Regions from separate parts of the Homo sapiens genome. Here regions 1, 3 and 4 are each linked to region 2. The links are chromatin contacts, found by Hi-C or POLR2A ChIA-PET in ENCODE. All regions are on one chromosome and are shown on one strand. The core of a region is the stretch at or near the end of the contact, and the rest is flanking DNA. Distances in the headings are between cores, read along the strand shown.

What was found. Hi-C counts contacts between places; a loop is a spot of excess contacts on that map. ChIA-PET counts read pairs that join two places held with the same protein, here RNA polymerase II (POLR2A). Pooled maps may share reads with other maps.
Region 1: a loop to region 2 is called in a pooled map, with 5 times the contacts of the local background. The contact joins two enhancer-like sites. A Hi-C loop is called at or near these places in 2 of 37 single-sample maps with no recorded cell type and 4 of 50 pooled maps.
Region 3: a map with no recorded cell type shows a loop between it and region 2 (6-fold over the local background). The contact joins two enhancer-like sites. A Hi-C loop is called at or near these places in 10 of 37 single-sample maps with no recorded cell type and 7 of 50 pooled maps.
Region 4: a pooled map shows a loop between it and region 2 (5-fold over the local background). The contact joins two enhancer-like sites. A Hi-C loop is called at or near these places in 1 of 37 single-sample maps with no recorded cell type and 4 of 50 pooled maps. POLR2A ChIA-PET finds 5 or more read pairs at or near these places in 1 of 52 experiments (B cell).

Annotation. Positions count from the first base shown.
Region 1 is chr1:8,280,799-8,283,498 of GRCh38, forward strand. All of the region lies in intron 1 of LINC03154 (long intergenic non-protein coding RNA 3154), which reads left to right. Among named protein-coding and RNA genes, the nearest start is that of LINC03154, 23 kb to the left of the region's middle. Within about 2 kb of position 1,358, at least 4 of the 41 ENCODE cell types and tissues checked have a DNase peak (open chromatin) inside an H3K27ac peak, as active enhancers do.
Region 2 is chr1:8,474,809-8,477,632 of GRCh38, forward strand. The region is part of intron 10 of RERE (arginine-glutamic acid dipeptide repeats); the gene reads right to left. Among named protein-coding and RNA genes, the nearest start is that of SNORD128, 19 kb to the right of the region's middle. Within about 2 kb of position 1,408, at least 3 of the 41 ENCODE cell types and tissues checked have a DNase peak (open chromatin) inside an H3K27ac peak, as active enhancers do.
Region 3 is chr1:8,647,820-8,650,519 of GRCh38, forward strand. All of the region lies in intron 2 of RERE (arginine-glutamic acid dipeptide repeats), which reads right to left. Among named protein-coding and RNA genes, the nearest start is that of SNORD128, 150 kb to the left of the region's middle. Within about 2 kb of position 1,377, at least 2 of the 41 ENCODE cell types and tissues checked have a DNase peak (open chromatin) inside an H3K27ac peak, as active enhancers do.
Region 4 is chr1:8,628,544-8,631,243 of GRCh38, forward strand. All of the region lies in intron 2 of RERE (arginine-glutamic acid dipeptide repeats), which reads right to left. Among named protein-coding and RNA genes, the nearest start is that of SNORD128, 130 kb to the left of the region's middle. RefSeq lists an enhancer at 1,277-1,396. Within about 2 kb of position 1,373, at least 7 of the 41 ENCODE cell types and tissues checked have a DNase peak (open chromatin) inside an H3K27ac peak, as active enhancers do.

The DNA of each region.
Region 1 (2,700 bases), core at 108-2,607, 190 kb before region 2:
ATTCTTCTTTAAAAATTGTCTTGTCTTTTCCATTTTATTTATTTCTTTATTTTAAGACAGCATCTCACTATGTTGCACAGGCTGGTCTGGAACTCCTAGGCTTCAAGCCATCGTTCCATCTTAACCTCTCTAGTAGCTGGGACTACAGGCAAGCACCACTCTACCTGGAATGAAATTTTGTATCCTTGGGACCAACTTTTCCCCAACCATCCCGGCAGCTCCTGGTAACTACCATTCTACTCTCTGCTTCTATGAGTCCAACTATTTTAGATTCCACATATGAGTGAGATCACGCATTCTTTATCTATCTGTGCCTGGCTTATTTGACTTAACATAGTGTCCTCCAGGTTCATCCATGTTGTAAATGACAGGATTCTCTTCTTTTTTAGGGCTGAATAGTATTCCATATATAAATGCCACATTTTCTTTACCCATTCATCTACTGATGGGCATTGAGGTGGGCTCCATATCTTGGTTATTGTGAATAGTGCTGCAATGGACGTGGGAATACAAATGTCTCTTCAGCAGACTGATTTGATTTCCTTTCCTTCAGATATACACCCAGTAGCGGAATTAGAGCATGACATGGTTTGGCTGTGTCCCCACCCAAATCTCATCTTGAATTGTAGTTCCCATAATCCCCACGTGTCATGGGAGGGACCCAGTGGGAGTAATTGAATCATGGGGGCGGTTACCTCCATGCCATTCTTGTGATAGTGAGTTCTCACGAGATATGATGGTTTCACAAGGGGCTTTTCCCCTTTGCTCATCTCTCATTCTCCCTCCTTCCACCTTGTAAAGAGGTGCCTTCCACCATGATTGTAAGTTTCCTGAGGACTCCCCAGCCATGTGGAACTGTGAGTCAATTAAACTTCTTTTCTTTGTAAATTACCCAGTCTCAGGTGGGTGGGTAATTTCTTTATAAATTACCCAGTGTGAGAATGGACTAATGCAGAGCATGTGGTAGTTCCATTTTTATTTTTTTGACGAACCTCCACACTATTTTCCATAATGGCTATACTAATTTACATTCCCATCAGAAAATATCTTATTAACGTATTTGTTGGGCTGCTTTCACATAGATCAGATGACGGTGACTTAGACAAGACAGAAGGTTTATTTTTCCTGCACATAAAAGCCCAAGCAGACATTAGGTGGGGCTGTGGGGTGAGTGGCTCTGTTGTGTGAGGTCAGCCTGCAGCCCGCCTCCTCCACGTGGCTCTGCTGCGCCCAGGGTGCTGTCTTCCTCTGCATGGTCAAAGGCAGTGCACTTGCTCATGTCCATGCTGCAGTCCTCAGAAAGGGAAAGGGGTCAAGGACAAGCAGTGTCTTTTCAGAAGCGTCCTGGGAGCTCAGGTCCACACTGGCCAGTGTGGGACCTCTCACACTGGCCAGTGAGAGAGGCTGGCCTTGTAGTCACCAGTGCGTGGCCAGTCAAACCCAGGGGGCTTCAATTCCAAAAGAAAAAAGGGAACTGGATGACAGGGAACCAGCAGCAGTGGCTGCCACAGACAGCTCTGCCGAGCTGGGAGGAAGCTGGAGGAGCGGAGCGGGCAGAGGGGCAGAGGGAGTGGTCAAGAGAGACGCTGAGGTCCCAACAGTAAGAGATTGTACTAGAGGGAGATCTCAGAGAAGGTGGGCACTGTAGGGCACAGACGGAGACCTTGGCCTTGGACAGGACGAAGGCGGGAAGCAGGAAAGAATGGAAAATAGCAGGAGGTTTGCAGGTCTGGCAGCCACCAGTAACAGCCATTTTCTGTGTAAGATAGGAATCCGAGTCTTCTGCTGTGATTGAGTGGGAGGGGGAGTGGCTTGGTGTCTGAGAAGGGGGACAGTTTGAAACAGTCCTTGCTAAGAGGGGTGATCAGGAACCTACTTGCTGGTGGTGGGACGCCACCCTGGGAATCTCACCAAAGCTTGGCAGGATTGAGGGGCAGGTGAAGTTGGTTACCATGGTATATCATAGCCCTGACCTTGGGGGCTGGAAGATTTCAGTTAGGGATGCAAAGCAATTCAAGTAAAAGTTTTGAGAAAGTAGACAACTGAGTTTCTCCAAAGTCCCTATGAGGACAGAAATGAGGATGCTTTCACTGGAGCGATGACACAATTATTTCAGTAAGTCTCCCAGAGTGCGGTAGAAGAAAACGCTTTGTGTTTGCAATAATAGATCTGGGGAAAAGGACTGATGAGAACCAACATTTCCATGAAGTCACACTGACATTTTTTATTCGTTAGACTTTGTCAACCAACGCATGCACTTTTCTGAACAGCAAGCATCATTCACGAATGCAGAACAAAAACAGATAGGTTTTATTGGTTTCAGAAAGACATGGCGAGATGAGCAGCAGGCAGCTTGCTCGTTCCATGCAGTGGAGGAGGAAGAGGCTGGGCCCCTGCTGTGTGGGGGCAGCCCGGGAAGGACATGGTCACCAGCCTTGGGTCATCAGTAATTAGTGAGCGTCACGGGTAAAGAGTTTTATAGTCAGTAATAGTTTTCTGTAAATGAAAATTGCTTCTCCTCACTGGGCAATTTAGTTATATCTAAGTTAATCCAGGAAAGTCTTATTCATATTAACTATGACACATATGAGTCAATGAGTGTCACCCGGAGACTTAAAGAGGAACTGGTGTCCTTTCAGTTCTAGAACAGCTGGCTGCAGTGGCCGGGTGTTTGGAGGTTGTTTATGCTGTTTCAGCCAT
Region 2 (2,824 bases), core at 158-2,657:
GCCATTATAATAACTATATAAAAAGCCTACTTAAGTTAGACTGCATTCAGGCTAATTAAATAATTCCAGTCCATGAAGAACAATATTAGATATCAAAGTCTTTTGCTATGCAAAATATCTGTTTATACATCACAAGAAACTGTCAAAATAACTGAGAAAGGAAAAAAGTATTTGGAATAAATCTTAAAATTCTTCATATAGTTTTAATTAATTATTTCGACTATTAAGATAAGTGAGAAAGACCTTGCCGAAATATGTTCAAAACAAAATTTAAAAATTTCTTAGCCACGTGCAGTGGCTTACACCTGTAATCCCAGAACTTTGGGAGGCTGAAGTGGGCAGATCTCTTGAGGTCAGGAGTTCAAGACCAGCCTGGCCAACACGGTGAAACCCTGTCTCTACCAAAAACACAAAAATTAGCCGGGTGTGGTGGCGCGCACCTGTAATCCCAGCTACTTGGGAGGCTGAGGCAGGAGAATCGCTTAAACCTGGGAGGCGGAGGTTGCAGTTAGCCGAGACCGCGCCACTGCACGCCAGCCTGGGTGACAGAGCGAGATTCTGTCTTAAAAAAAAAAAAAAAAATTCTTGGCTGGGCGTGGTGGCTCACACCTGTAATCCCAGCACTTTGAGAGACCAAGGTGGGCAGGTCACTTGAGGTCAGGAGTTTGAGACCAGCCTGGCCAACATGGTGAAACCCTGTCTCTACTAAAAAGAAATACAAAAATTAGCCGGGCATGGTAGTGTGTGCCCATAATCTCAGCTACTCAGGAGGCTGAGGCAGAAGAATCTCTTGAACCCAGGAGGCGGAAGTTGCAGTGAGCCGAGATCACGCCACTGCACTCTAGCCTGGGCGAAAAGAGTGAGACTCTGTCTCAAGAGAAAAAAAAAAAAAGAAAAGAAAAATTTCTTATAACCATAATTCACAAATGTCAATACATTTTCATTTATACCTCCATCATCGATAACCTAGTGCCAAGTCAATATATATGAAACATGTAAATGTTAAAAAACTAGAATTGAAACTAAGAGCACAATATTTATTTTTATTTGGCCATTATCATTTCAAATAATGCTATTAGGTACCAGAGAGGCTAAAATTTGTCTGAATGGTCTTACGGGAGCAAAATTCAGGGATAATGGAAAAGACAAAGAATTTAACTGCAGAGGGTAGGGCTTGAGAGAAAGGTCTAGTTAATTTTCAGAAGGAAATATAGTTATTGAACCAATCTTCCCTCCCTCTTTCCATCACTTTCTGAAACTACAATGTTCCAGGAATTATGCGCCAGCCCTGGAGTCACATGGAAGAAAGGAGGGGGTCGCAACATTTGCTGAGCAGTGCACAGTGTGCTAGGAACTGTGTTAGGTCTTTATGATTTCATCATTCCACACACCTCTCTTCCACAGCCAGAGTACTAAAAATGAGGAAATGAAATCCAGAGGTTCAGTATGTTTCTCTAGGCCACTTCCCTAGCAAGTAGCAGCATGAGGATTCTAACATAAACCCATGTTCTAGGAAGATGTCCCTACCCTAGAATGTTGCTACTGGGGCAGTTTAGGACAGGCAATCTGGTGGGAGCAATGGGTACGGGGACTTTTTCCGCTGCAGTGACAAAGCAAGCACACTGTCTTTTCTTAACTTGGGGCTAGGGGATGAGGGTGGGTGGAGGAAAGGAGGGAGCCAGCAGCTCAGAAAAGAGGAAAGACACACATGTAAACAAACTAACAAAAAAATCCCCATCCATGAAAACACTCACAGTGCTAAATGAAAGCTGATGGGGATGACATTTGCTCAGTCTGGAAAATCTAAAATGCATTCACAGGGGAGGTTTTGAAAATCAACAACCAGTATAATATGATTAACTTGCCTATGCTTTATGAACAGCAACAACCACATAAAAAACACTATTCTAGGAGAAATAAGCAGTGCTATTATTGCAGTAAAAACAGGCTACACGAGGCAGGGCGGACCTGCGTCCTTCGCTTCTTTCGCTGTCACAGAAGAGGCTGAGGTAGGTCATTTTTGGAACTTTCCAGTATTCAACATTCCTTCACTTAACAAAGATTTTTTCAAAGGCAAAATATTATAGAATATTCTTCTAAAAAGGAATAAACAAATGGTAATAATGTTAATACATTAATTTAGAAAAATAAAAAAACAATAAAACCATTGAATTAAGCCACATTCCCCACGCCAAACACTAAATGAATGGCTCCTGCACAGGCTTCACTTACACTTTAGGGATTAAGGTTGTGCCTCTTAATTTTCAAGTCTCTGTGAAAGCTGAAGTTTATGCCACAGGTCTTTAAATGCAATTATGGATAATTAATCATTTACATAGTTAACATGTCTACAGCCTGACTTCTTTTTTTATAAATGCGAGATCAGCCACAGAATAGTAGAAAGGGAGGGTGCGGAGGGTGTAGGCTGCTTGCCGGGGCAGGAGGACTCCACAGACGCAGTCAATAATCTACTAAGAAGACTCAGCTTGAGGACCCACAATGAGTCTAACTCTGGCCACAGGGAGAAAAGCTCCTGGCACATTCGTGAACCTAGACTGTTTATGCTGCTTTTCTCAATAATTATTTGTCAGCTGAGAAAGACCTATGTCTGGCCACAAGTGGAAATGGTTCAGGACCACAAATGGAAACTAAAATATGTTTTCACTTACTCCTGGCATCCTCATAGCCTTGAAAACAGAAAAAAATTTGTGACATGAAACTGGGCAGAAGGCTGGAGGATGACATAAAAACCACAGGTCTAAGCATCTCACGTAGGCACTAGTGAACCTACTCATACATGCTAAATTGACCTAGAAAGTGTATG
Region 3 (2,700 bases), core at 127-2,626, 170 kb after region 2:
TCAGTGAAGACGCAGTAGCTAAATGTTAGGACCATTTGTTAAAATATCGGGGACTCCCTCCCCACTTTAAACAGTAACTTGATTGAATGGAAATTTTCCATTTAGAAAATAGTTGCATGTTATCTTTACTTTTTCTTTTAAGGCAAACTTTTACTGAAGTGTAATACATATACAGAGAAGTGCAAAATGCAGTAAATTTTCACAGAACAAGTCCATGTAACCAGTACCATAAAACGTAACATGGCCAGAACCTGGGGGTCCCCTTAATGTTCTGTTCCCTGTACCCATAGGGCAATCTCTCTCCTGACTTCAAACACCAAAGATTAGTTGTGGCTGTTTTAAAATTTTCTATAAAAGGAATTATACAGTATTATGCTCTTCTGTGTCCACTCAACATCATGTTTCATGTTGAAATCATTTACCTGTTTTTGCGATGGGGTCTCACTCTGTAACCCAGGCTGCAGTGCAGTGGTGCAATCACTGCTCACTGCAGCCTCAACCTTCCATGCTTAAGGGATCCTCCCACCTCAGCCTCCCAAGTAGCTGGGACTACAGGAGCACACCACCAAGCCCGGCTAACTTTTGTATTTTGAGTAGAGACAAGGTTTCGCCATGTTGCCCAAGCTGGTCTTGAACTCCTGGGCTCAATCTACCTACCTACCTCCACCTCCCAAAGTTCTGGAATTACAGACGTGAGCCACTGCACCTGACCTATAGTCATTTACTTTAAATAGGTTTTAGAAATAACGTATATTCCATTTTTATTCAAACTAGATCCTCAGGTTTCATTTTGCCTAGTTTGAATTTTTTCCAGCTTAAATTCCATTTGCATCAAAAGAAAATAACACTTAAGTGATCAAAGTAAACAATTCTAGTTTCCAGGGCATTTTTCCTCAAAATTGTCAAATAAAATGGTCAAATATTTTGCATCACCTAAGATTTCACAAACCACAAACTTATATACATAAATACATGTTTTGCACTATGTTCATGAAAGTAGAAGGAACACATATTCTAGGACTATAGGGTAAATAGGACAATCAAACAAAATTATCAGTTAATATGACAAAATGTTAAAAAATTAATACATACTTTTGAAAAAAAAAATACATTTCATTATCCAAATAGCAAGCAATACCAATATGCCAAAATAAAAAAAAAAATCTCACAATAATATGAAGTTAGTTTTTTAACCAGTTCTACCTACACCAGAAATAAAGGAATCAAATTTCCTAGAACCTAACTGAAAACAGTAGAAAGAAATTAATATGCCACCTACAGCAAACTCCAGAAATCAATATCCTATGCTAAAGAAGCCCAGAAGGAAAATCTGGCTGCACACAGCTGTGTAATAAATCAATTTGTTACCGTGACAGTCATCTCAAAACAGGAGTAATGGCTGACAGACAACAAAGAAGTTAGATCTGACTCAAGGACAATATACAATAGAGCCCCACAAGGTTTTTGTTTTGGTTTTATTTTTAAACAAGTCTGTTAAATCATTCATTGGGAAGTAATACAAAACAGACTTCCAGAAGTCTTATTCTAATTTTAACATCATCAATGAGTCAATAATTTTTTTTAATGTTTCTAGAAATTTCTTTATTCAACAAATATTATGGAATACAGGCTGGGCGCGGTGGCTCTCACCTGTAATCCCAGCAGTTTGGGAGGCCGAGGTGGGCAGATCACTTGAGGTCAGGAGTTCGAGACCAGCCTGGCCAACATGGTGAAACCCTGACTCTACTAAAAACACAAAAATTAGCCGGGCGTGGTGTCACACGCCTGTAATCCCAGCTACTCTCGAAGATGAGGCAGGAGAATCACTTGAACCCAGGAGGCGGAGGTTGCAGTGAGCTGAGATTGCACCACTGCACTCCAGCCTGCATGACAGGGCAAGACTCCGTCTCAAAAAAAAAAAAAAAAATGTATATATATTATGGAATACACACTATGTGTACACTATTGTCAGTAGATGGCAGGAATTCAATGATGAGTGGGGGAAAATAAGAATTGCTGTTTTTTTGGAGAAGGGAGACTTATTAATCCTAATAAAATTATTACTGTTCTAAGTGCTAGAAGAAAAGATACAAAAAAGGCTATAACAGTATTTATTAAGGAAATGTATTTGACTAACCTGGGAGAAAGGCAGTGACACTGGGGTGGCAGAGCTTAAGAAAAGATAAGAATTAAGTGTGTTACCGAGACGAGAAGAGCAAGTGCAAAGGCCCCGAGGCAGGCGGGAACATGGGCAGTGTAAGTAACAAAATCTATTATGCTGAGCTCCTAAGGACAAAATTAAGGTAATCCCAGAGTTTAGCAGCAAAGGTGAAAAAGACCTGGTTGTGACAACGCATGAGATTAAACCGTAGTGATAAATTCTAAATAATATTTAATTTCTCCATAAGATCACATGCTTCTAAACACTAAACAATTTAAATATAGCTTGGGACAGAAAAGTATGATTATATGAAAGCCTACCTTTATCCTCAAAGTATCCCTGCTATGCTCATTCTCAGTGACATTTCGAGAGGTCCCTATAATTTATACTTATTCTGAGTAGTAAAACCAATTCAGAGATGTAGAAAGCAATAAATATTTGAAAAATCTTAATTTGTGCTTTATATCCCATAGAAATAAATGAGTATTAAAGATCTATTCACTTGGAAGCGGTGGTTCACGTCTGTAATCCCAGCACTT
Region 4 (2,700 bases), core at 123-2,622, 150 kb after region 2:
TTCAAGTCTCACAGAAAAAAATTCTACTTTATATTACTCTTAAAAATATTCAAAACAAGGTTCAATTAAAGCCAAATTCTCATATAAAAAGCATTTCCCCTTGGCTCATTAATCAAGCAGCTATTTAAGAAAATAATTTATATAAATGTTTATAGCACAAAAATAAAGTGCTTTATTTGAAAAGGGAAAGATAAGAACGTAGTCAAGAGCAATGTTAAAATCTCAGTTGGAATATATGCCCAGTAATCTTTTAAAGCCAAAATGATTTGGCAAGATTTTCATGCAATTTATGAGTGCATGGGATGTCTGAAGCTGGTTATAAAATTGGTTTTAGTCAGTAGGATCAATGATTCTCAATCTGAAAATCTCCCACGGCCCCCAAGCACTGCATATACTTCTTTTTTTATTAGAAAGCTAGCAGTTCTGAAAGAACTGCACAAAGCTGATGTGATCCACCAAATGCATAATGCACATCTTCAGAATCACCCATGTAAAAACACGTATTTACCAGAATTGAGCAAACGGTTTTGGCAGGGCAAGTATATATATTTTTTAAATCTTCAAATCAGCATGCCTGTAATGGGCCAGAAAAATGAGTGAGGCTATTACCATCAATATCAATTAGTCCAAACAACACATGATAACTAATGTGTCTTTACTAGGGATGTCTAGAAATGAAACCATGGGTCTAGGTTGAGACCTACTCTCTTAACACCTAACCTCTGTCTGGGAATGGATCACAGGATTAAGTGACCTCAAATCCTTGTGAACAGGGAGCAACAAAATCCGTAATTTGGGCAATGATACTGAACAGAGGTATTTCTGGCTGTTTCTCACAACCTCAGCATAGCTTCATGTCCAAAGATCTATTGTGCCATCTGTAAACAACAGAGCATTTGCTAAGCTGGGGAAGGAAGTCAGCCAAAACGTGAAGGCAGATTCTCAAGGCAAAGAAGGCCCTCTCTGCTTTTTCAACCCTCAGCAAATCAGCAGGTTTATGTAAATATAGCAAAAGCACAGTCCCCTCAAGGGTAAAAATCTCAGTCTGAAGCATTAGGCAGTGTGTCATTATGAAACACAAAGAACCTGTCAGCATCTTTTCTGACAGCCTCCTACAGAGCAGAGTGGACACTTACCTCACCCACTAATTTAGCAAGCAGTGCCACACACGCCAGTACTAAAACTGTGGTCACAACATATATAGGCAATGCTCAGCCACTGCTCCACCTCATAAAGAATTTTCCTTTCCATCAATGTGTCTCCGCCTATTAATCTTTGAAATACCTTCTCATCCCTTTGCAAAGCATGGCAGTGCCACTCTGATATAATTTCCAATAGAAAACCCCATTGTAAAAAGCACGCATGAACAAAGACTTTCTCACAAAGAGATTTCTCAGAGACCAAGCTGGGTGGCACAGCGGTGAAATGGGAAGTTGACTCTCAGGACTGCACCGCTCTTCTGCTTTCTGTTTCTCCTCTACATGACTCCTCCACCCTCAATGCTTGGAGGTAACAGTCAATGAGGTACAGTATGTTGGTCTAATATTGCAGAATAAAAAATCCACAAGTATCTCTCTACAGTTAAAACAGATGTCCTCCATTTTCCAAGACACACAAAGAGTGTATATGTTATGTGTGTGTGCATGCTGGAAACAACGCTGAAATCCCGGTACCCAAATTCCAATCCAGAGTCTCTGGCATACTGCATGTCCTCCAACAAACCCTCCCAGTTCTAGTCTCCCAAACCATAAAACAGCCAAACCCATCACCATTCCTCAACTCTATAAACAATGCACTGTTCTTCATAGTAAACACTCAAAAATTATATGAGGAACAAACAAACTAAACAGAGACATGGTTTAAAAAAAAAAGAAGAGAGAGATCCTAGCAAGAAAGTTGCTACGCTCTATCAATATGAACAAAACAAATGCTGTATTCTAATACTTCTTTAGGAAATAACTCGATTGCCAGGTAACCTACTTTAGTTTCCTGCCAGAATCTTTTGCTGTGAGGGGTACTCATATTGACTGTAACACTGGAGAATTTAAAAGGGAAAAGGACTGCTGCTCAGGAAGCTCAGGTGACAGCATCACTGGAGCCCTGGAGTTCAAAGCTGCAGTGAGCTATGATCCAGCCACTGTACTCCAATCTAGGTGACAGAGTGAGACCCTGTCACTCAGTCATACATACATACGTACATATATACACACATACATACATGGAAAAGGAAACAAAAATTGGGAAAAGTGCACCTCCATAAATGAAGCCTTCCCAGTCCTTACCCTTACTCTGTTTATCAACTGTTATCAAAATCAGCTGCATCATCTTAAGGATTCTAAACTTGGTGGGAAAAGATCCCAGATAACATATATCTTTGTTCCCCTCTTTTTTAAACATAATAATTACATTCCATGTATTGAAATGTCTATAGATTCCCAAGTAGTGCTACAAAGAAAGCCTCACTAAACACAGAACACTAAATATTTCTAGCAAACATTCATCTGTCTTTATCCTCATTGCTAACAAGGACAGTTAAATAATGAGAACAAACAAGTTGAGGGGAACAGGTCATAATAAACTAAAAGGGATTTTGTTGAAAATTCCTACATTTCTCTTTTCTCCTTTAAAAGTCAGGAAATCTCCCAATGTATTGAAAACTTAAAAACTGATCTCAGATAATTATCTTCCCAACTTTAAAAA